2 separate regions of the Mus musculus genome follow, and region 1 is linked to region 2. Evidence: chromatin loops called from intact Hi-C (ENCODE). Cell type or tissue: heart. All regions are shown on one strand. Links, peaks and the distances in the headings refer to the core of each region. The heading gives the core; the rest is flanking DNA.

Evidence for each region. Hi-C counts contacts between places; a loop is a spot of excess contacts. Peaks named below come from ENCODE experiments on the same cell type or tissue, not always from the same donor. Only the 100,000 strongest peaks of a DNase experiment are listed, where the experiment ranks them.
Region 1: it touches region 2 in a loop (2.7-fold over the local background); 1 of 42 quality-filtered maps calls a loop at or near these places.

Annotation. Positions count from the first base shown.
Region 1 is chr6:84,635,336-84,647,197 of GRCm38, reverse strand. The region is part of intron 20 of Exoc6b (exocyst complex component 6B); the gene reads left to right. Among named protein-coding and RNA genes, the nearest start is that of Cyp26b1, 47 kb to the right of the region's middle. In heart, for the core only: a CTCF peak has its summit at 6,026; DNase peaks (open chromatin) are centred at 6,457 and 8,817; H3K4me3 peaks cover 319 bases; H3K27ac peaks cover 740 bases.
Region 2 is chr6:84,905,982-84,917,843 of GRCm38, reverse strand. It overlaps Exoc6b (exocyst complex component 6B), which reads left to right. Exons shown (of 22, transcript NM_177077.2): 7 at 9,555-9,731. Among named protein-coding and RNA genes, the nearest start is that of Exoc6b, 160 kb to the left of the region's middle. In heart, for the core only: CTCF peaks have their summits at 4,999 and 5,213 (motif pointing right); no DNase peak of the experiment used is centred there.

The DNA.
Region 1 (11,862 bases), core at 1,546-9,545, 270 kb after region 2:
AGTCTCCTGTGTCCTCCACATGGCCTCTGAGATTAGCCCATATCTCACTGATTTCACAGTAATCAAAGTTTGTGCTACTCAGCTACCTACCAGATTGACACTGGGAAGAGAGGAGACGTGATAAAAGTGAATAATATTTGTCAGGTCACTTCTGCTGGCCTACCATGTATGAGACCTCCTGGAGCATCTCTGCAAAACCCAACCTAGAGCAGGGACGGCAGCATGCCCACCTGAAGTAGGGGCAGTCTTTGTGTGTGTGTTGTCTCCCTACTGTTTGGACAATACTGTTTGCATTTATTCAGTGGTAAATGATTAAATATATGTGTGTAGAAATCATGGCACTGAGACATGGCAGGCTTCTTTTCCTGGATAGTAGAGCCCCAGCAGAGGAGAAAGGCTTTTTCCTGCTTTGTCTCACTGGAGAATATGGCACAGGGAGAGATTAAGTTTCAGACATAGAAAGGGGCCCTTGGAAATCAATTAGCCCCTGAACCTCATTTTATTGGAGAAATTTAGCCCAGCAATATTATGACGTTTTCCAATATCACCTGTCTATGTGGGACAGATAAAATGGTCTGTTGAGAAATGATTCTGGAGGCTGCAGGTGCCTGGACAGTTGGTGCAGATGGGGTTCATTTGAGGTCAGGAGGAAAGGGGATAAAACTGCTAATATTTTCCTGGGTCAGCTCTGGCCAGGAAGGCTATGACTGTCAAGAGAGATCAGAAAGTGCTGTCATCTTCTACATACATGCTGGCTCAGCCGAGTCAACACCCTAGAGAAAAAAAAAAAGTTGCTCTCTGGCCACCAGCCACGGAATCCCCAACTCCTCAGCTGATTCCCTTTGGGATGTGTGTGTTGCTGAGAACGAAAGGACAATGAGTACATGGTCACTTCATCACCATGGATGACTTATATAGTGAAAAATCTCATTAGAAGTGCAAGTCATACTCCCATGGGCACTATCCCCCAGAGAAGCAGAGCATACTGATTTGCTAGATGAGATGTAGCCCCCTCTGGGATGGCTGCCAGAAAATTGTACAACCTTATGGAAATTGTAATGATTCAGGGCCCTTTGGGGAAGGAAGGTGTCCTGGAAAACACCTGGTCCCTTAACTTTGAAATAGACAGCAGATCAGGAGAGGGGAAAATCATTCTATAAACATGTATTAGCTTTGGTGTTGGGCACTGTGCTGGGAACTGCCTGCAACAAAGGTTGCCATTGCCTACTGCTCTTCCTCGGCATCTCACAACAGCAATACTTTTCTTACTTCATTTATATTGACTTCTCAGTTTTCTTTGGCATTGATGACATGTTGATAACATCCTCCCAAAATGTATTTTGGCTGTCTTAAATATGTTGATCTGGCTAAACTGAAGTGTTCTTGAGGGCAGAGATTTCACTTGCTGTCAAGTGCAAAGAAGATACTAAAGGTTGGTTATACATCTGCTTTGAAAATATTTGCCAGCCCACCAGGGAGGACTGGGAAGGAGTTTGAGAGCAAACAGCAGTCATTACTGAAAAGGGCAACACGTCCTGCAGGTGGTAGCTGCAGACACCCACCCAAAGAAGCTGTTATTGTGGAACTGTTAACATTGTGTGCCCACATAAATGATGCCTAGGAGCACCACAGGCTGCATCCTTTTGGACAGGAAGAGCCGTAGCACAAAGATATTATCACTGAGACTGAGTATATAGAGTACCTGACCAGCATGCATAAAGCCCTGGGTCCCATTACCAATACTGCATAAACTGGGCCTGGTGACACATATCTATAATCCCAGCACTCAAAAAGTGGAGACAGGAGCTCAGAAGTTTCAGATCATCCTTGGCTTCACAATCATATCAGAATGTTTTACTGAAGACCAACATTAAATACACACACACACACACACAGAGGACATAGAAGAAGGAAACTCATGCTCTTTGCCTGCGTGTCCTCCACCTTGCTAGCAAGTTTATTAATTCACTGGTATTAGAGCCTATTTCTTCAAGATTCCAGTGTACACTAAAGACCAGCTGAGACATCATGGGCAGACCTTGGGGGAATGAACAGCTACTGAATTCTTGGACTTTCTGTTGGTAGACAGTCCCTGATGTACTAGCTAGACCACAGCCTGTAGACCACTCTAATACATTTTTCTCTCTAATACAACAAGTAAAACTGTCAGGTACTCACCATTATTTCCAGTGCTTACTTGGCCATAATGTTGTGGACACCGGTTACACTGATTCTCAGATGTAGACCTACATCATCAGGTGCCACACCAAGGAAAAATACAACTGTAGTCCAGTGTTAACATGACTGGGGCATTTTTTCCTTCTGTGTGCACAGCACAGGGTCTTTGGTGGAAACAAACTTAATTTCTAATATAGTAGAACACTCACATTTCCTGGTAGCAAGGAAGAGACCTAAGAGAATTTTAGGGAAGTCCTAAGAATAGCAGACTTTGCTTCCCTTGAAACCTAAATTTTTGAAAAACGATTTTGTTTAGAATAACTTACTATATTTGTTAATGCTTACATTTGATGGAGGGAGCAAAGTTGCATAATTGAAAATATTCCAAGCCCTTCAGAGATCAAGGGTGTCTATAGCTCACTTCCTCTGAGCTCATTTGATAAGAGTTTCTAGAGAGAAGAGAGAGGAAAACCTGTGGCTGCAAGGCCAGAGTAAAGAAAATGTGCTTCTTAATGTCTGATAGTGAAATGAAAGGTTTCTAGAAAAAAACAACCAAAAGATATGAGGGGAGAGGAGAGCTGCAGGGTGCAAGAAGCCCCCCTCCCCAGGGCCAAATTCGTTTGGAGGTGTAGAGCTAAATCTAAGGGACTAGGAAGGAATTGGCATGAGATCTGCCATTTTATTGGGTGTGCTGACACACCCCTATAATCCCAACACTCAGGAAACTGAGGCAGGACAGTGGAGAATTTGGTTCAGTTGGGCCATATAGTGAATTTGAGGCTAGTCTAGGCTGTATAACATGGGGTTGGGGGAAAGATCAATATAAGCATCTTTGGTCACTTTGTAGCCTAACTATCCTCACTGTACCATTTGAAAGTATAACGTTTCACAGCAAATAATTTAGGTGGTATTCCTACTTAAAAGTGTAGCCATTTGAAAACATTTTGCAAGCCATAAAGCACTATCTTAAGTACAGCAGGCTACAACCTTCTTTCCAGTGTGTCAGTATTTACAATTTATTCTCATGATTATTGTTGGCATTTATGATTTAGGAAGAGAAGGAAGCACAAGATCTTATGGTAGAATATTATACACCTAAAGCTTTTATGAGTGTGCCCCTTTGGTATTTCTAACAGAAATAGGTTCTTTGAGGAGTATTTCTGTTCCCAAACACCCATGACACCTCCTAATGGGAGTATAAAATCTGGAGGGATAGTAATCAATGACAACCCAGATCTCTGACTTCAAATCCTGTTCTTAGGGATGTATTGCCATTATCAGTCCTCACCGTTGGTGGCTTTTGTTCAGCACAGCAATGTGAAAGGCACTGTTCTGAGTACTCAGCCTGCACCACAACCTGATAGGTGTACTATCCCCATCCTGTCCTGTAGGGGATGAAGCTGGATCACAGAAAGTGTAATACATCACTGGTTATGTTGTCACTGCACTCAGGAGACTGGAGTAGGCCAGCAAGTTCCAGAGAGGGAGGGAATAAAGAAGAAAGAGTAAGTAACTTGTCCAACGTCATGAAAGTGACTAATGGAAAAGCCAGGAATCTACCTCAGGCTGCCTAGATCCAGAACCATTTACCCATTGCATTATACTGTCATCTCTTCTGATTGTGTGGTATGTATTTTTTGTGTTTATGTTTGTAAGCATGCAGTGGAGCCAAAAGTGTCTTTCTGATCCCATCTCCACCTTTGAACAGGGTCTCTTACTGAACCTGAAGGTCACTGATTGGCCTGGCCAGTCAGCTTTAGAGGCCTTCCAGTTTCCACCCCACCCATATTGTCATCTTTGATGGAATTATTAAAGAAATATGCAAAGATATATTTTACATGTTTCTATCAAGGCACTGGATAATAGAGAAAAGGACTGGAGGGAAATATTCATTAAAAAGGGATGTGTTCAGTTTAGATAGCCATTAAAAGCAAACGATCTGAATCTTTCAAAATGATGAAGAAAGATAATCTACATTTAAAAATCTGTATACAAAATGCATCCCTACTGCATAGTCTACATGTGTGTGAAAGGCACCACGCTGCGCTATCTCCCTACATGGGAAAGACATGTTGTATTCAGGGAATAGGCTTTTGTCAGCATGTATAATGTACTCTATTTTGGGTAAGAAAACATTCTTTTTTTTATTAGATATTTTCTTCATTTATGTTTCAAATGCTATCCCAAAAGTCCCCTATACCCTCCCCCCACCCTGCTCCCCTACCCACCCACTCCCACTTCTTGGCCCTGGCATTCCCCTGTACTGGGGCATATAAGGTTTGCAAGACCAAGGGGCCTCTCTTCCAGGTGATGGCCTACTAGGCCATCTTCGGCTACATATGCAGCTAGAGACACGAGTTCTGGGGGTACTGGTTAGTACATATTGTTGTTCCACTTATAGGGTTGCAGACCCCTTCAGCTCCTTGGGTACTTTCTCTAGCTCCTCCATTGGGGGGCCCTGTGTTCCATCCAATAGATGACTGTGAACATCCACTTCTGTATTTGCCAGGCTCCGGCATAGCCTCACAAGAGACAGCTATATCAGGGTCCTTTCAGCAAAATCTTGCTGGCATATGCTATAGTGTCTGGGTTTGGTGGCTGATTATGGGATTCTTAAAAGCCAGACATGAAGTTGTTGACATTCATTATCCCCTGGAGATAAAATTATGAGTGGTCACTTTCTGTTATGCTTTTGTGTTAAAATGTTTTCTAATTTTTAAAGCATGTACGTTTCTTACAGAAGTGCACAAGAAAACTAATAATTTTAATAGAAGAAGAAACACAAAAGCAGTAGAATATCAAGAGCTTTTTGTTAGTTTCTAGGACTTTAGACACAATACACACACACACATACACACACACACACACACATATGGTGTGGGCCTTGGCCCTCAAAGAGCTGACATTTATTCTGGAGGCTACAGACTCAAAATAGTCAGGTTTCTCTGGTTTACTGATATCGTCAGTTGTGAGGGACAAACAGAGGAGTGGGAACCTATGTAAGAGCACTTTCCATGTATACAGATGGGTTCTGGGTTCCTAGAGGAGGTGGGGCCTTCAGCTGGCTCTAAGGAACCATGGGGGAGCTTAGTCTGACTGACATAAACTCTGGTGCATTATTAATTCTGTTTTCAGAATTCTACTCTTAGACACTCAGTTAAGCCATTGGCTGCCTTCCTTATGTAGACAGACCCTCTCTGGGCTTTGGGGGACACTGCCTCGCCAGCTATGGTGACAGTGAGCTTCTTAAGCACTCTGTCACTGCCATGGAAGTAACCAGAGACAAGACAACTCATTCCAAAGGTGGCTTTTCTGGCCAGTTCCTGTCACCTCAGTCTGGGCTTCCTGACCACTTTTTTTTTTTCCAAGTCTTTTGGATCAAATAGAATACTCCCTAGTTGTAGAAGTCTCATTGTCTCACAGGTAACACAGGCTGGTTGTAGGCACCTCTTGGCTTTGGAATTCTAGAGAGTTTAGCAAACTTTCAGTGAGATACTTTTGTTTCTACTTTAAGCATAAAATAATGGATCACAGAAATAAATGTTCTTGGGTTATCTGGTCAGCTGGGATGCTTCCTCTAGAACATGGTCCTCTCTCTGTCGAAATGTCTCAAATGCTCATAGCAGCTGAAAGAAGAAAACGCTTGCAGCCTCCTCTTTCTCACCTCTTTCCCTGTCACTTTCCTGAACTATGAAGCAAGCTCAAGGGAAAGTATTCCCTCTCTCTCAAGGGTCCCTTCAGGGCAGACCAGTTCGAGTGTCCCCTGTGAACTTTGAGGTTGTCTAGAAATAGGGCCTTGATTACCACAGCTCTGCTGCTAAGAATGGGGCTCTGCAGCCCTCTAGAGCTCTGACTCCTCTCCTGACCAATATTTCTCCCTTTCTTTCTGGGACACCTATGCCTTGTTTTCTTCTTTGTTCAGAACCGCAAAAAGGAACTGTTTGTTTGACTATGGACTTCCTTTTTAAACTCCCCCACTGTTCCAAACCCATTGCTCTCTTCCTCTCCCAAAGAAGAAAGGAAAGCAAGCCACAATAATACTTCTGTAAATTTATGGCCACTCTGTAATGTTTAATCACATCTACGTGACTGGGGCCTTCAGAGCAGGCGCACAAGTTCAGCGCAAGGTGAATCTTGTGTGAGATAATCTGAAAGTTCATTCAGAGGTGAGGGCAGCGGCCTCTAGCAGACAGCGAGGTTAACAGGAGGTCACCTCCCCCCGCCCCCCTTCTGGTCTTCTCCTCTACAATGTGTAAACAAAAGGGAAATGTAACTTCCAATGAACCTGGCATATGTTGTGCTCACACTAATCTTGGCCCAGCCAACTGTAAACAGTCCAATCTCCTGTGACTGAGCCTTTCCACCCATTATTTGCCTGCTAGAGATGAAGAAGCACTACAAGAGATTGTAGACCAGCGCTACGTGAGCCAGCTCCTGGAACCAACCTTGGGAAAGCAGGGTTAGCACCAGAGGTGATGTTTGCTGCCAGGCACTCAGAGCTGGGTCAGGACACCATCCTTCTGTGGTGCTCTCAGTCCCAAGTCAGCAGGCCTCACTGAGTTCCTTCACTCCCTACCACACAGCTAACAAGCAAAGACAAAAATGGACATGCCCTCAAATTGCTCACAGCTGAGCGGCAAAAGTATCTGTGATATAACTGAAACAGGAGGATGGACAGGAGCTGTGCTGGCATCAGAAAGAGCTGAGGACAGTGTCTGCACAGGATGCAGACACTACCTCCATGTAGGGCTGTGCTACAGTGTTCAGCCCAATGCAAGTTCATCCATTGGGTGGAACTCTGTAGTTCAACCCACTCGGCCAAGAGAATTCTAAGTATATAGAGGCAGTTTTTAATGCCCAAGGTTAGGAGTATTCAACAGTTGACCCTGAACAGCCTAAAGAAAAAAAAAATAGGGGTGTAGACAACCCTCACTTATCATCAGCCCTGTGCCCGGAAGTCCAGAGCTGCTGGGCCAGAACTAATCTATATGGGGAGAGACTTCTGCTGTACTTCAGGTCTAACTTCTTGCAAATGGATGCATAATGGGTGCTTCCAGACTAGATGAAGGCTCAGCAAATTGTCCTGGGCAGTATATTAGTCAGCGTTTCTGTTGCTGTGATGAAACATAATGACCAACAGCAAGCTGTGGAGGAAAGGGTTTATTTGGCTTACACTTCTACATCATACTCCATCACCAAAGGAAGTCAAGGCAAGAACTCTAGGCACCTGGAAGGAAGACATGATGCAGAGGCCATGGAGGAGGGCTGTTTACTGTCTTACTTCCCATGATGTGCTCAGCCTACTTTCTTATAGAACCCGGGACCACCAGCCCAGGGATAGCACCACCCACAAAGGTCTGGTCCCTCCCTGCTTGATCACTAATCAAGAAAATGCCCTACATTTATGTTATGGAGGCATTTTCTCAGTTCATATTCCCTTCTTTCAGATAACTCCAGCTTGCATTAAGTTAACATAAAACTAGTTGGCACAGCAAGTATTTATCTTGAGTTAGCTTCTAGAACTCCTTGCTCATTAGCAGCTATACATAAAGTATAGAGTTTCATCATTTAGCTGTTGCTGATGGTAAAGGAAGTCAAAAGTACTGAACATCTAAAAAGACACACCCTTTAGCTGTAAAATCTCCTGGTTATTATGTTTGGTATCTCTCTGGGATCAGAAAATAGAAAACACACACACACACACACTTTCCTAAATTCCCATGGGTCTAGATCTGTGTATAGGTAGAAGCAGAGAGAAATAGACTGATATGACAGTTTTATAGTCTTCCAAAGGATACTAGGCCAAATAAATAGCTAGTAATTTCAGATAGACTATTGTACCAGCAAATGAAATGGTTCCCAGAGACTGGAAGACGGTTTTTGAAGATCTCTTCAAAGTATGAAGGATCTGACAGGAGAAAAGAAAAGAAGTCTTTCTAAATCAGAAAAAGTATAAGGTGTGGGGATGCTGCTATCTTCAGTGTCTGTACTGTCGTCTTTGCTGGTGCAGGCTGACATTTGCTAGATGGCAGGCTCTATAGAGCACTTCATCAAACCAAGTTATTTCCACTTTAAAGAAGTTGGTAATGGGTCCCAGAGCACATGAATTATGAGAAAGTATTAGAGGCATGAGCTGACTGCAGCCCCTAGGCAAGGTGTCAGAGATGGCCTCAGAACAGCTTTCTAGGACAGCATAAGGGAAGGCTTCATGGCCACCTGAACACCCTCTATCTCCACCTCAGAGTTGTGAATCATGCAGGGACAGGAATTGAAAAGCTAATGCAGAAACTTAGGTAAAGATGACATCTTCAAGTCAGAAACATGGACTGTCATAATATGGAAAGGACTAGACAAAGTGACTACCTAGAATAAGATTTTCCAGTTTTGTCTTGGTCTGTACTTTGTGTTGACTTTCTTGTAGACATGAGAGAGATCACAGGGGAAAGTATAAACTGTTCATCCTTATAGTGTCTAAACTTGGGATGCTCTCTTAAACCTCTCTACTGATGACCTGGCACTTGCTGAAGTCCTTCCTTAATGAAACTCAATTCCCAGGAACAAGTCATGTGACAAATGGTAATCTTCAGTGTCCAGATGGCTCTGGTCCAAAGAACATGGACAGGATGGAAAAGGGAGTTGTAGCCTGGGTGAGAGCCAGGGGCTTGATTTGCTGTTACATTGAAGCAGAAGTCAAAGAGGTTCCTGTCCCTGTTAAGTTCACAAAGGGCAGTGGAACCTTTGATTAATAATGACACCTCTGTGGTGGCTATGCTGACAACTGTGATAGCCAACATTCAAGTGTGCTTTCACTTACTGTACCTCTTTCAGGTCCTAATTTGATGGGAACGGGTTTTTTTTTTTAAAAAATTGGATATTTCATTATTTACATTTCTAATGTTTTCCCCTTTCCAGGTCTTCCCTTCAGAAACCCCCTATCCCATCCTCCCTCCCCCTGCCTCTATGAGGGTGCTCACCCACCCACCTACCCACTCTGGTCTTCTTGCCCTGGCATTCCCCTACATTGGAACATCAAACGCCCTCAGGCTCAAGGGCCTCTCCTCCCACTGATGTCCAACAAGGCCATCCTTGGGGGACAGGTTTTAACAGAAATTCATTAAATTTATGATTCAGAAATCCCTAGTGACTTAATGAACCTCCATAACGGGCCATGCTCTAATGAGGAGATAATAAATATACCGATTAAATGCTGGATCAAGATCCTCATACCTTCAAAAAGTATACATGCTTACTGCTCCAATCACATAAGAAGGTAGAGTCAGTTCATGTGTACAGATTTCTTCTCAGACTTCTGAGAACAAGTGGTTTAAAACTCTCCCATCCCAAGTTTCTTCTTTCTCCTAATTTCTCCTACCCAGCTCAGTTGCCGCCTAACAGGCATGTTGCTCCTAGGAGAATTTCAGAGGCAATATAGTCAAAGAAGGAAGCCCTGAGAGCAGAGCTTATCCTGCCGTGCCAACTGAGCCTTCCATTCCTTAGAAGAGTCTTTGAAGATGGATTCAATCCTAAGGATTCTAAAGTGGGAATATAACCCTCACTTCCTACTGCAGAGGAGGGATGGCTTGTGTGCATCTTCATTCTGGTCAACACAGGCTTCCCCACTGGGTCTTTAATGTGTGTTCCTGTGTGTTCTCTTCCAAGGATAGAAGGACCCTTTTAGTCTACTCACTCAGGTCTAGGTCTGGACTGATACCTGCATTTTCCTTGTGTCACTTGCTATGAATCAAGTTCAGGAGTTGCTTACAACACTGGCCTGACATTTTTACATCATACAGTGTGGTGACAGTCTTCTTACCACACTCACCTAACCTGCTATCTGCCCTGAGTGCCAGCAGACATTAATTACATTCCCTTGCCACTCAGAACACACTTGGGCAACTCTTCACCAGAAACAAGCTGAGAAGTATATTGTAGTGTGCTTTGATATTCTTATATCCTGGAGAGTACTATTTAACATTTTGATGAATAAACAAATTTGGACTGATCAAAATGGATAGGTCTAGAAATTATAAGGATGGATAAAAAGGTAACCTGTGGAAAGTTATAGTGGTGTGTGTGTGTGTGTGTGTGTGTGTGTGTGTGTGTGCGCGCGCGCGCACATGATATAAGAATCCATAACAGATGCCAAGTAGTCATGAAAACATGTAGTGTGAGGACATAGAGATGGGCTACTCTCACTTTTCTTCCATGCTTATGTAGAGTAGACAAACTATTGGCATTTATTTATTCTCTAAGGGCAACATTGATTTTGTGCACTTTTTGTAGTTTGGGTTTTTTGAGACAAGAGTCTTGCTATGTATAGTCAATGTTGCCATTGAACTAAGATCCACAAATGTTAGTATTATAGGCATGAGCCTCAACACTCAGCATACTTATTACTTAATTTTAAAACAGCAAGTAAAATTCCCTGTCATTCTCTGTCACCTCTCTAGGTATCTGATATATCTATATGTAGAAGATAGATAGATAGATAGATAGATAGATAGATAGATAGATAGATAGATAGATATCATGTTCTTAAGTATTTCAGTTCTCTACCAGTTGTTTAAGCTGTATTTTTTAGACAGAAAGGTTAAACAAAATCAGGGCTTGGGCTATGATTGTAGCTCAGTCACAGTGACTTTCTGGACCTTAGTCCCTTCCTTCCTGAAGGAAAGGAAGGGAAGGGATGGCACACGTCTTGCAGCTCCTCATAAGCACCATCCAGTCATTTGTTTCCTAGAGGGGCTTATTAGTTTTAGAAACTTAGAGGTGGAAGAGAGTCTATGTACTTTGCCAATGAAAGTAGATTCTAGAAGAACCTTCATCAGCAAGGGTACTTGCAAAAAATAGGCCCAGGGCTACAGTGCTGGTCTTCTGCCTTCTACATTACAGTCAGAAGCTATGGGATGGTGTCTAAAGCTAGCAAAGGAATGTAAGAGGTCCAGAGTAGGTTGACTAACCAAGAGACCAGTAGTATGGAGCAAACTGGGAGTATCCTGAGTGTTCTAAACATGGCAGACAAAATTCTCCTCAAAGGACAATTCGGAGAAATGATGTGATCATTTCTGGCATGACAGCTTTCAAAAGAGATTCTTGGAAATAAAGGAAGGACAGCTACGGTGATAGAGGAAGAGGCCATTTGTTCCACAAACAAGATAATCCCAAAGACATCACTTTCTGTGAGACTGTCATCGGTCACTAAATCTGCCACAGAGTCCTGCCCTCACCTATGAGAATTCAATGAACAAAGACAAAAAAAGAACCAAAGGTGTTTCTCTTCACTTCCTCCACTCTCCCACACACATGTACATATGTCACATGTATGCATACACAGACACACACACATTGCTGAAGAATCTTTCAGAAAATTGGACCACTTAGCCAAGGTATTTTGTAAACACTGACCTACTAGGTATGCCTTTGAGCTACTTGGGGGTGAATATAGTGCTGAGCTAAGTTGTATGGAAATCTAACCATCTAAGTCAGTTAGTTTCCCAGTAGAATCTTTGGGAAGTCTGAGTTGGCATTCCTGCCTCCCCTGGGGGTGGCTCAGAACAGCTGCCTTGTTGTTCTTACTTACTAAGGCCTACTAGCTAGATTAGGGAAGGACCCTTGGTTCTACAGTTTAAACTCACCCTATCCCCCTGCACTCTCCATGTGTGGGCTTCCATTGTTTCCTGGGGT
Region 2 (11,862 bases), core at 1,832-9,831:
GTACAACACCTGGCTTTAAGTTAAAACTGGAAACAGAAGCTTGTGTGCCTGTATAGTTTTACACCTAGCAAGAAGAAAGCATATGTCCTTCTGATCTTAGAGAGATTTTATAAGTTTCAAATGGGTCTCTGGCCCCAAGCCATGCTTGCTGTCATATTTTATTAGTTTAGTCCTTTTCTTTGTATGGAAAGCCTGCATTTTTGTAACATTATTTTTGAAGAATATAACACCATTCAAGTGGATATTGCAATCAATGTCTTAAAGTTTTGCCTGAGTTCATGCAAAGGACTCAGAAAGCATCACAACAGAAAATGTGCAGTAAGCAGTCAGGCAAAGAGGACAGTGGCTGCTCTTTAGCTGTTTGTAATCACTCCAGCTCCTGAGAACACAATAAACGAATTTGGTTTTCTTTTTGAAACAGGTTTTACTAGTGTTTTTTTTTTTTTTTTTTCCTTTTTTTTCTTTTTTCCTTTCTTGGTAACAGACAGGCAATTCAAACTGGAAATTTCAGTGACTTTATTTTGATTGAACCTTTCAGTCTACCCTTTAATTTTTATGAGATATTTGTGTCAGCAGCCTTATTCATTCTTTTATAAGTTAGACTATTTGTAAAGCCTGATGTTTCAGATCAGCCTCATTGTACTTTTTTCTGTTCTTTTCTCCTATGGTACTCTTTAAAAGACGTAGATACTGCATATAGGTCCCATGTTCTCTAACACTTTTTCTGCTATTGTTCATCAAATTTCAATTTTTGTGGGAAATTTGGATCAGACATTTTATTCACTTTGGTTATTCTACTAGGCTTTTCATAGGTTGACTAAATTGCAAAGATGGCATTGCATTTTCCATGGCTGCCTAAGTTTTGGGGGTAGTAGAGATTTGATCTCTGTGTCATGATGTTCTTCTGTCCAAGCGTGTGCTGTCCATGAGTGGATAGGGCTCGGGGCGGGGGGACGTTCAGTGTTAATGGAGGCTGTTGATAAAACAAGGAAACACTGGATTGTGAGGGACTTTTTGGACATGACGTGTTCTGTGTCACTTGGTACTAGGTCCTCTCACAGAGTGATGTCATGAAATAAATGAGTGATTTATTTTATTTTATGTTCACTATGTTCACGGATGTTTTGCCTTAATGTATGTCTATGTGAGTGTGTCAGATCCCCTGAAACTGAAGTTACAGACAGGTGTGAGCTGCCATGCAGGTGCTAGGAATTGAATCCAGGTCCTCTGGAAGAACAGTCAGTGCTCTTAACTGCAGAGCCATCTCTCTAGAGCTTATTTTAATTTTTTTTTTAAACAAATGTATGTAGAGTCTTACTTGACGCCATGACTCTGCCCCCTGCTGTTCAAGCTCCGCCATTACATATGTGCACTACTACATTTCTGCCATTACATATGTGCACTGCTACACTTGGTTTGACCTTTTGACTCTTTGGTAGAAATTCTTAATGTGATCAAATTCAAACTTTGGGATTCTCATCTTTCACAGTGTTTTCTTTTTTACTTAAGCTGTTTCAGGAGGTGGAGTCAAGCCTAGCATAGCAGTTCACATTGTTTTCTCATTGGTATTTCTTCAGTGCAGGTTGGATATTATTAGAACCTTTCTCTAAACACTGTGTCTTAGAATCTAGATATAAGTTTTATATTTTCATCACTTCTCATATTTACAAGCTATAATGTTATCCATGTTATGTGTGTGTGTGTGTGTGTGTGTATTTGTAGATTTGATTTATCAGTAACTTTTACAGTGGAAGACTAAGCCATGATATAGTTTTCTCCACAGAAGTTGCCTTTTATGTATTGAATTCCCTATCTTTGATTTCAGTAGTAACTTACATGGCCAATGGCATATTCCATAACTTGGTTGGAATTCCAGCATCATGCCACAATGTCAAGGTAATTCTCAGGATATACATGTGTCCTAGACTTTCTAGTCAGCCACACTAAAGGTGCATGCTTTCTCTACCACAAAGGGGTTTTCATCATCATTCCCCCTTGTCAGAGGGCAGCTTAGTTATTGCTCTTCACTTTGATGTGGTCTTTGAATTTTTTCTCATTGGACTTCCTACAGAAGCCTTTATGTGAAACAGAATGTTTAAATCACGATATGGCTTTCTTTCACATCATTTTTTCATTCAATGCTATGTCTAGTAAGGTATGTAGATATGTTATATCATTTTTAATGTGAATATATGAGGAGGGGAAGAGGGGAGAGGACATTGCTGGTGGCTCATTGCTCCTGCAACAACTTGTTTTCAGACTTCTTTTCAGTTTGCTACAGAATGCTGCATGTCACATTCTACACATAGAGCTTATAGTCTTGATTAAATGGTCCACGATGAGAAAACAAGTGTGATTATTTTGTTCTCTAGAGAAACTGTTTGTTTGCTCTGGGATCTGCCTTGAGTTTTTATATTTGACTTTTTTGAAGTTTAATGCTTAAGTGTGGCGGTTTTAGCTTTATATTACCTGTTGAATAACATGGGGTTTGGTGTCCTTGAATGTGTGGTTTGGTGTGGGGCATCAGTCTGTGGAGACTCAGTCACGCCTTTCCATTGCTCGTGCTTTCCCTGGTCTCCTCTTCCTCTGCTATTCCTCTCATGTGGGTTTTATCTTTTGTTTTTGCCTCCCAGATCTTGATGTTTTCTTTTTGGATATTCGGATATATATTAGTTTTAAATTTTTTGTTCTTCTATCTCTGGCTCAGAGATCTTGTTCTCTGCTTGTGTACTGTCTGCTAAGGAGCCCATCAAAGGCATTCTTGTTTGCCTTGAGTTTTTGATTTCTGGCATTTCTGCTTTGGTTATTTCTTAGAATTTTCTTCTGTCTGCTTACTTTAGCTTTTTGTTCATGTTTGTTATGTGCTTTTCAGTTAAAGCTCTTAACACGGCAGTTATAGGTTTGAAATGTTTCAAGCCATCGTTTCTGTTGTATTCAGTTCTGGGCCTGCTGTGCTTCTTCATTCTCTTTGAACTGCACTATAGCCTTGTAATTTGTTATTGTATCATGCCAGAAGATTTCCTTAATTTTTAAGTTAGCATTACATTATTGTTGTTATCTATCATACTTCTTTAGTGACTATCACTGTCATCTTTATCCCTTGGTATTTGCGGTATCTCTGTGATCCTGATAAACTCTTTCCCACAGCTCCTTCTGCTGGTCCTTACTTTGAGGAGCTGCAGTGCTGTTCGAGATGATGTCTTTTTGCAGCTTTTTTTGGTTTATATTTCCGCAGTCATTGTCATATTGATTATTTTTCTCACTGATGTGACATAGTGCCTGATAAGAACCATTCAAAAAAGAAATTACTCATTTTGGCTCTTGGTTTTAGAGTTTTCTCTCTTTATTGTGGGGTTGATGTGGAGGAGCAGAGATCTTCACAACATGATGTCTAGGAAGCAGGAAAAGAAAGTATAGGGCTGGCGTTAGGCTTGTTGGTATTTAGAATCTGAGGGTATGCCTCAATGACTTTTGGTCCTCTAGCCAGGCTTCTTTTTTACCTTCATCACATAATAAATTTATCTAGGCATAAATCCATTCATTAGGAAAGAGCACTTAGGATTTAGTCCTCTTTGGAAATACTGTCAGATACACCCCTAGATGTTTGCTGTACTAGTCTTTTAATCACCTCTTAATTCAATCAAGCTGTTAGTCAAGATTACCCAGCATAAGTAATGATTTCAGCTTCTTTCACATGCTTGCTTAGAGAAGTTTTTATTCAAGTCCTTTGTTCATTTTTATTATTTTGTTGTTGTTGTTGTTGTTGTTGTTGTTGTTGTTGTTGTCGTCGAGTCACAGGACTTTCTTAAATTGTGGTTGTTAATCCCTTTGAGGTGCACAGATTATAGTTATGTTGCCTACTTTCTGCATTACCTTTGAATTCCATTAGTGCTTTCTTTGATGTTTAGTGACTAATTTTAAAGTGGATAGTGAGCACCTTTCGTAATAAAAAAAGAAAAGTGCCAAGGCATTATAATCATACTTTTTTTCTCCTATGGATGGACATCCTTTGTAATCAGTGTAATCTTACCAAAAATGGCTTTAGATATGACATAATAGCACACTTCTGTGCAGAGTCCATGAAAGTAGCTTTTTGTGATCTTGCAATACCTTTTTCTCTCTTTTGATTACTGTTCTATTTTCCCATCTTTTTGTTTGACTATGACGTTGGAGATGCCAAATTCCAGATGAAGTTCACTGCTTTGCAGTCCTTTCATGGAAGATCTTTCTCTGTCTCTGTGTCTCTGCCTCTCTGTCTCTGTCTGTCTGTCTGTCTGTCTGTCTGTCTCTCTCTCTTTCTCTCTCTTTCTCTCTTGCATCACCTGTCCTTTAGGCTTTAGACTCAGAATAGGCTAATAATCGCATTTCAGTGTTTATTTCTTTGAAGGAATGAGGAGTCTGATATGAGATTTATCATCCAGCAATAGATCTAGAGAGTCAGGAATAAAGGTTAGGGCTGAAAAGAGAGCCGAGGAGTCAGTGTATGGTCTAGTTCTTGGAGGTCTGGGTCCTTAGTTTGTCAGGCTTTCTGAGGAGTTTTGTGGAACCAGCTACTGCAGCAACCAGTCAGGGATATCTTTACCTGTCCTGTGTGAGGGTTGCTGTTATTTCTTATGGAGTTAGGAAAGCCCTGGGGTTGACAGTTGAATGTCTTCTGAGTCCCTGAGGTTGTGTTCATTTTCTTCTGGATTTGTAGCCCAGATTTCTGATAAAGCCAGAATGAGGGATGAGGCTTAGGGGGTCGGTAGTAGTGTCTTGTGTGTATGCATTGTGCTTGCTGCTGATACTGATGCAGTGCTGGGGTTCTAATGTGTTGCAGCAGCAGGTGCTCCAGGGACTGCATCCGAGCAGTGCTAGGGAGCTCATGCTTCCACAGTCCACAGTGGCGTAGGTTCCTGTCATTGTTAGAGGAAGGCAGCCAGGGTATTTTGTTTTGTTTCAGTTCAAGGTCTTTCATTTGCACTTGTTCAATCTTGCTGATACTACTAGGTATATTTGATTGTTGGTTGTTACTAGATGAGACTATTGCAAGAGAAGCAAAGCAAACATGCTTTGGTTATGGAATCAGTAAATTTCAAGGTTTGGATGAGAAAGATTTCTTATATCACAAAAATTTGAAAAATCCCAAACCCTGTTCCTCCCCCCCTCCCCCATTACTACTCAGCCTTTGCACTCCTCAGTTTCTGAGGTCGTTTGTGAACTCTGAACCACTAGAGGTCAGTGTTGTGTCAATAAATGCAGGTGCCTTTGGGTTTTGCGTGTTCTTTTTTTTTTTTAAAGGCATTAGGCATTTTTTTTCTTGTTATAAATCTTCCTCTTTTATTTCTTTTCAATTTTTATTATATATTTTCTTCATTTACATTTCAAATGCTATCCCAAAAGTCCCCTATACTCTCCCCCCACCCTGCTCCCCTACCCACCCACTCCTACTTCTTGGCCCTGGCGTTCCCCTGTACTGGTGCATATAAAGTTTGCAAGACCAAGTGCCTCTCCTCCCAGTGATGGCCGACTAGGCCATCTTATGCTACATATGCAGCTAGAGATACGAGGTCTGGGAGTACTGGTTAGTTCATATTATTGTTCCACCTATAGGGTTGCAAACCCCTTCAGCTCCTTGTGTGCTTTCTCTAGCTTCTCCATTAGGGGCCCTGTGTTCAATCTTACAGATGACTGTGAGCATCCACTTCTGTATTTGCCAGGCATTGGCATAGCCTCACAAGAGAGAGTCTTCCTTTTGAACTCTGAATCTTACTGCAAGGTGTCTTGGAGCTGAGAGGTGCATTCCACAAGAAGCCTTTGCTTAATGGTGTGCGTAGGATGCTTCATAGGTACCGACACTTGACAGTGGCAGTTCACATTAGGTAATGCTATGGCTATGTGCAACCCCCTGCCTCTTTCTGGTAGGTTATCCTGTAATTTTAGGGGCCAGATCACATTCTCATACAGACTCCATTTGTCATCTGCTGCATTCATGTAGAAACTTGTATCTCACTTGTTCTCTCTCTCTCTCTCTCTCTCTCTCTCTCTCTCTCTCTGTGTGTGTGTGTGTGTTAGGTGTCTGGAATGAGGCTTCCTGCAGTGGGAAAGAATTTCTTTTTTTCAATTTGAGAGAATCATTGTTTAGTGTTTTTTTAAAATATTTTTTTATTAGTATTTTCCTCAATTACATTTCCAATGCTATCCCAAAAGTCCCCCATACCCTCCCCCCCCACTTCCCTAGACCCATTCCCATTTTTTGTTTGTTTAGTGTTTTTATGCCATTTTTACCTGTGTATCCAGCAGGTTCATGGTATCACCTTAATGATTCTTCATTTAGCCCATAATTTTCATGGTCTCTGTTCTGAAGGTAGCTTCACTGTCTAGCTATCAAGACCAGAATACTTTGAGTTGTTCTCATTTCATTTCTTCTCTATCATGTTCAGCTCGCAAATTGACAAATCAGTTGTCTCCCGTGTGCACTAGTACCACACTTGGTTCTCATCATTATTTGAGTTGTTACAATGATCTGTTACTTTTCCTGCTTTTAGTATATTTGACCAGAGTTGACTACTCTGTGTTACAAAGCTGACACTGCTGGGCTTGGTGGCGCACTTGGGAGGCAGAGGCAGGAGAATTTCTGAGTTCGAGGCCAGCCTGGTCTACAAAGTGAGTTCCAGGACAGCCAGGGCTACACAGAGAAACCCTGTCTCAAAAAAACCAAAACAAAAAACAAACAAACAAAAAACCACCTCCCCCCCAAAAAAAGCTGACCCTATAATTCTCACTTTGGTGTTCTGAAAGAAAGTAGAAAAAGAAGGGAACAAGCAGCCACTTTGCAATTGAAAATCTGCTTTTTGGAATAGGAAGGCGTGGAGATCCCAATTCCTGAGTCCTTGGTGTGTGGTCTGTAGTAGGTGCAGTGCTGTCTCACTGAGAGGTGTAGAAAGAATGCTGTACTTAACCTGAGATCATGAATGCTCGCCTTTTGTATAGACCTGAATTGTTTGTGAATGCTTGCTCTAGTTTAGTTTGTTACTGAAGGCATGGATTTGATGTAAGTGAACCCAGAATGTCAATGGATAATATGCAGAGAAACAAGTTTGTGCATTGATTCAAATCTCTGGAATGTAGATTCTTTTTTACTTTGTTTTGGTTGAAACTAGCTCACATAGTTCTAGTTTTTCTGGCCTGTTATAGTTGTTTCATTTGACCAGAGTCTTAACTAACTTCTAATATGAAGATTTATCTTGAATTCCTTAATCTCATTTAGATTCAGTGACACTTATTTTCTCATGAACTAATTTCAGCTTGGCATGGAAGAGAAATATATTGATTTATAAGAAGTCATGAGCTTCAAATCTTGCACCTTGGCATGGTACAGAAAGCCTAGGTTTTATGGAGAAATGTTTCTGGAATACTATGGGCTTAAACAGATTACGCAAGTTGTTGTTGTTATTGTTGTTTCTTCTTTTCCTCCTCCTTCTCCTCTTCCTCCTCCTCTTCTTCTTCCTCCTCCTCTCCCTCCTTCTCCTTTCTTCTTCCTCCTCCTCTCCCTCCTTCTCCTTCTCCTCCTCCTCTCCCTCCTCTTCCTCCTCCTCTTCCTTTCTTTCTCTCCCTCTGCCTCTCTTCCTTCTTCCTTACCTCCCTCCCTCTCTCTCTAATCTCTCTCTCTAATCTCTCTCTCTCTCTCTCTCTCTCTCTCTCTCTCTCTCTCTCTCTCTCTCTCTCTCTCTCCCTCTCTCTCTCTCTCCCTCCAGGTTTCTCAGTGTAGACCTGGTTGTCCTGGAACTTGCTTTGTAGACCAGGCTGGCCTCAATCTCACAGAGATCAGTTTGCCCCGACCTCCAAGTGCTGGGAAAAAAGGCATGTGCTACCACCATCTGGCTACCCAAGTTTCTTAAAGACAGTATCATTACCTATTTTTTCTTTCTCTTTTACATTTTTTCATGTGTGTGGTATGTATGTATGTATGTATGTATGTATGCATGTATGTATGTTTACTTGTGCCTGTGGAGGATCTTTATTGATGTTGGGTTTTCTTTGATTATTTTTCATTGCATTTATTGGTCAGAGTTTCTCACTTGAACCTAGAGCTTGCTGCCTTGGCTGATCTCACTTGCAATATTGCTCCAGGAATCTCCTGTCTCTGCTTCTCAAGGATATACAAAATGCATTGTGTCTGTTGATATGGCCACAGAACCCTTGTTTTGGAAAATATTTGCCCGGTTCTTGGGCTGTTGGTATAGTGAAGGATGACTGTCTGTACCTTAAGAGATCATCCTTCGAGCTTCTTCTTACTACTCACTGGTGTTGTGACTTGGAGCAAACCCTTTGCAATACAAATTTTCTGAGAGTGGCTAAGTTGACTTGTAGCTGCACTTGGTGGTTAGAGATTTTATTGTTGACACTGGATTGGGTATTCTCTTAATTAATTTTGCTAGGTAGGTGTATTTTAAATTTTAAAGAGTAAGTCCTTTAAAATCCCTTTCAATAGGCTACCTTTGCTAGTCCAGAATACTTCCTGAGAAAATATATTTTCAGATAATTTATTATCTTGATTATATTTATTGGATTCATATTCAAAAACTCCTATACTTAAAGTTATCACAGTTAATTCCAAGTGATTGTCTATCTTCTATCATTTTTATTTCAATATTTCTTTTCTTTGTAAGAGAAAACTGCTAGACATTTGTACCATGCCCTTGGTACATGCATGGTAGGTGAATATGGGATGGGTAGAGTTATTACTGGTTGCTTAGCAAATACTTAAAATGACCCATGATAATATCATTGAATTATCTTTTTTCTGCAATGACTTTGAAAAGAGCTAATACAGGAAGGCTTCAGGGCAAAGGAGTGTATGTTAACCTGAATTTGCGGGTGTAGACCAGGAATCCCAATACTGGGAAGTGACGCTAGGAGGATTAGGGTTCAAGGCATTCCTCCATGCCATAGCAAATGTGAAGCCAGTTCGGGCTACATAAGACTCCATTTCAGACAACATGTATGCATTACTGTGTTTAATTTTACTCAGGTCTAAAAATGTATACATGAGACTATGCCAGGGCCTAGCAAACACAGAAGTGGATGATCACAGTCAGCTATTGGATGGGTCACACGGCCCCCAATGGAGGAGCTAGAGAAAGTACCCAAGGAGCTAAAGGGATCTGCAACCCTATAGATGGAACAACAATATGAACTAACCAGTACCCGGGAGCTCTTGTCTTTAGCTGCATATGTATCAAAAGATGGCCTAGTCGGCCATCACTGCAAAGAGAGGCCCATTGGACTTGCAAACTTTATATGCCCCAGTACAGGGGAACGCAAGGGCCAAAAAGGGGGAGTGGGTGGGTAGGGGATTGGGGGGATGGGTATGGGGGACTTTTGGGATAGCATTGAAAATGTAAACGAGGAAAATACCTAATTAAAAAAAACTGAGAAAAAAAGAAAGGAAAAAAAGAAATCTTTCTTTCCCTACAATTACAGTTACTGATTTGCTTAAAATTAGTTTATTGGAAACTTGGGGATCTTTTCTTCTATTTTTCATTATTTTCTGTATTTTCTTTATATTCTAGGCCCAACAGCAAAGAAACCTGGATAACATTGTCTTGCAACAGCCTAGAATAGGTAGCAAAAGGAAATCTAAGAAAGATGTTTATACAATCTTTGATGCAGAGGTGGAGAGCACAAGTCCAAAGTCGGAACAGGATTCGGGAATTCTGGATGTGGAAGACGAGGAAGATGATGAAGAGGTAAGAAATATTTAAGTTGGTGAAATGAGGCAAGTTTTTGATGTTTGAAATATGCTTATTCACTTAATAGCTATGTGATTTTCAGAACATTATGTGGTGTTAAAGTTTATTTATCCCTGATTTAAAGAAATTGAAGCTGCACAAAGGTAATTTATATTAAAAATTTTAAAAATCCCTATTTTTGATTCCTACTGATAGGATACTCCATCCAGGGATGGAAAGGGGTGTTGGCCTGACTCAGGGCCCAGGGAGTAAGCAGATTTCTCTGAGTCTGAGGCGGTCTCTTGAGATCAACAAAAGATAGTACTTACTTTTCTTTTCTTTTTCTCCTTCCCTCTATTCATTGTAGAAATTGATAGCATTCTTTATGGCATTTTCCTAGGAGCGTATTCAGTATGTTTTCTATACTTTGTTCATGCTCAGCCTCTCATTTTTGTCTTTTGTCCCTAACTCCCTTCATTGGTGCCTTCTTCCTCAAAGGTCCCCTGATAATTTTGATCTTACCTATGTGTATGTTTTAAAGTCTGAATGCTACAGATGACAGAAAACATTTATTTTTTTCTAAAGTTAGTTTTATTTTGCTTAACATGATAATCTTATTTATGAGCGCCACATTTTTGGTTTAAAATTTTTTATATTTACATAAGATATAGTCAACAAATGACAGTTTTTGTCTTGTTTTCATTACTTTTCGTTGACAGCTTCATTGTGGAATTATCATTATTCCTTATAGGCTTAAGAGAATCAAGTTGGCCTGTTTAATTGTTTTGGATGAAAAATGCATAGTCAAGTCATCTATAAAATAATAGCATTGAAGTTTTTTCTTAATGACTTAGGGACCATCATGAGTAAAAGTACTTTTACATTATTTTTCATATTTAACTGATTGTAGTCATCACTTTTACTTAAAATGTATACTCTGTTAGGGTATGTTTATCATGTAAACAGTTACACCAATAACGGAACTGTTTGAAAGCAACAAGGCTTGGTGGCAAAGATGAGATTTCTGCTACTAGGATGATTGAAGTAGGAGGATCTCAAAGTCAGGGCTTCTTTTTTGTGTGTGCAGAGTTAGTTCCAGGCCATTTTGGAAAGCTTAGTGAGGCCCTGTCTGAGTAGAGCAGGCTGGCATAATAGCTGCACGGCAGTGCTTACAGACTATGCATGAGGTGCTCAATCCCGAGAATGCCAAAGAAGCTTAAGTTTCACTCATATCTCTGTTGTACATAGATAGCAAGGTGTCTTAGTAAGTATACCGTTGCAATAAAGTTTATTCAGTGTTTGTTTTGAGATTATAATGTAATTACAACATATTTTTCTTTTCTTCCTTCCCTTCAAACCTGCTCATATGTTCCTCCATGTTCTCTTTCAAAATCGTGTCCTCTTTTTTCTCTAATTGTTATTGTAGGACCTGCTCAGTCTGTATTATGTTACTTGTATACATGTTTTCAAAGTTGACCATTTGACCCTGGACTTCTGGTTTGTGTGCTCTTCCCTGGTAAAGACCACCTCTTTCCCGCCTCGCTTTCCTCTGTTGCTGTAGTTCTTGGTGTAGGGTTGAGGCTTCATGGGCTTTGCTGTGTTCACTGGTTTTCTCCTCCTTCAGATCATATTCGGGTTGTCATGTTGGTGAGACTTCACCGGTACAACTTCTGATGTTAGTAGGAGACAATCTCACAACAAAATCCCGGATCCTCTTTCTCTTACAGTCTCTCATACCCATCCTCCTTAAATGTTCTCTGAGCCTTAGGTGTGGCAGTTTTTGTAGATGTATCCACTGGGACTGGGCTTCACAACTTTGGATTTTGATAGTTGTGGTTTTCTGTATTGTTTTCAGTCTGTTACAAAGAGAAGTTTCCTTGATGAGGGATGAAGACTACACTTACCTAGGGATAAATGGCCAGATATTTACAGATTATGCTAGTTTAACAAAAATACTGGTTGTATATTTTCTTCCAATAACCATGACTTCATTAGCACTGTGTAGTTATCAAGATTTCTAGTACTAGTTGTGGTTTCCTTCTTGTTAAGTGGGGCTTAAGTCTAATTAGAGAGTTGTTGGCTACTGCTCAAGGCCAACAAAAGAGCTGTTGGTTACCATCTAGGTATGTATGCCACTACTGCATCCTTC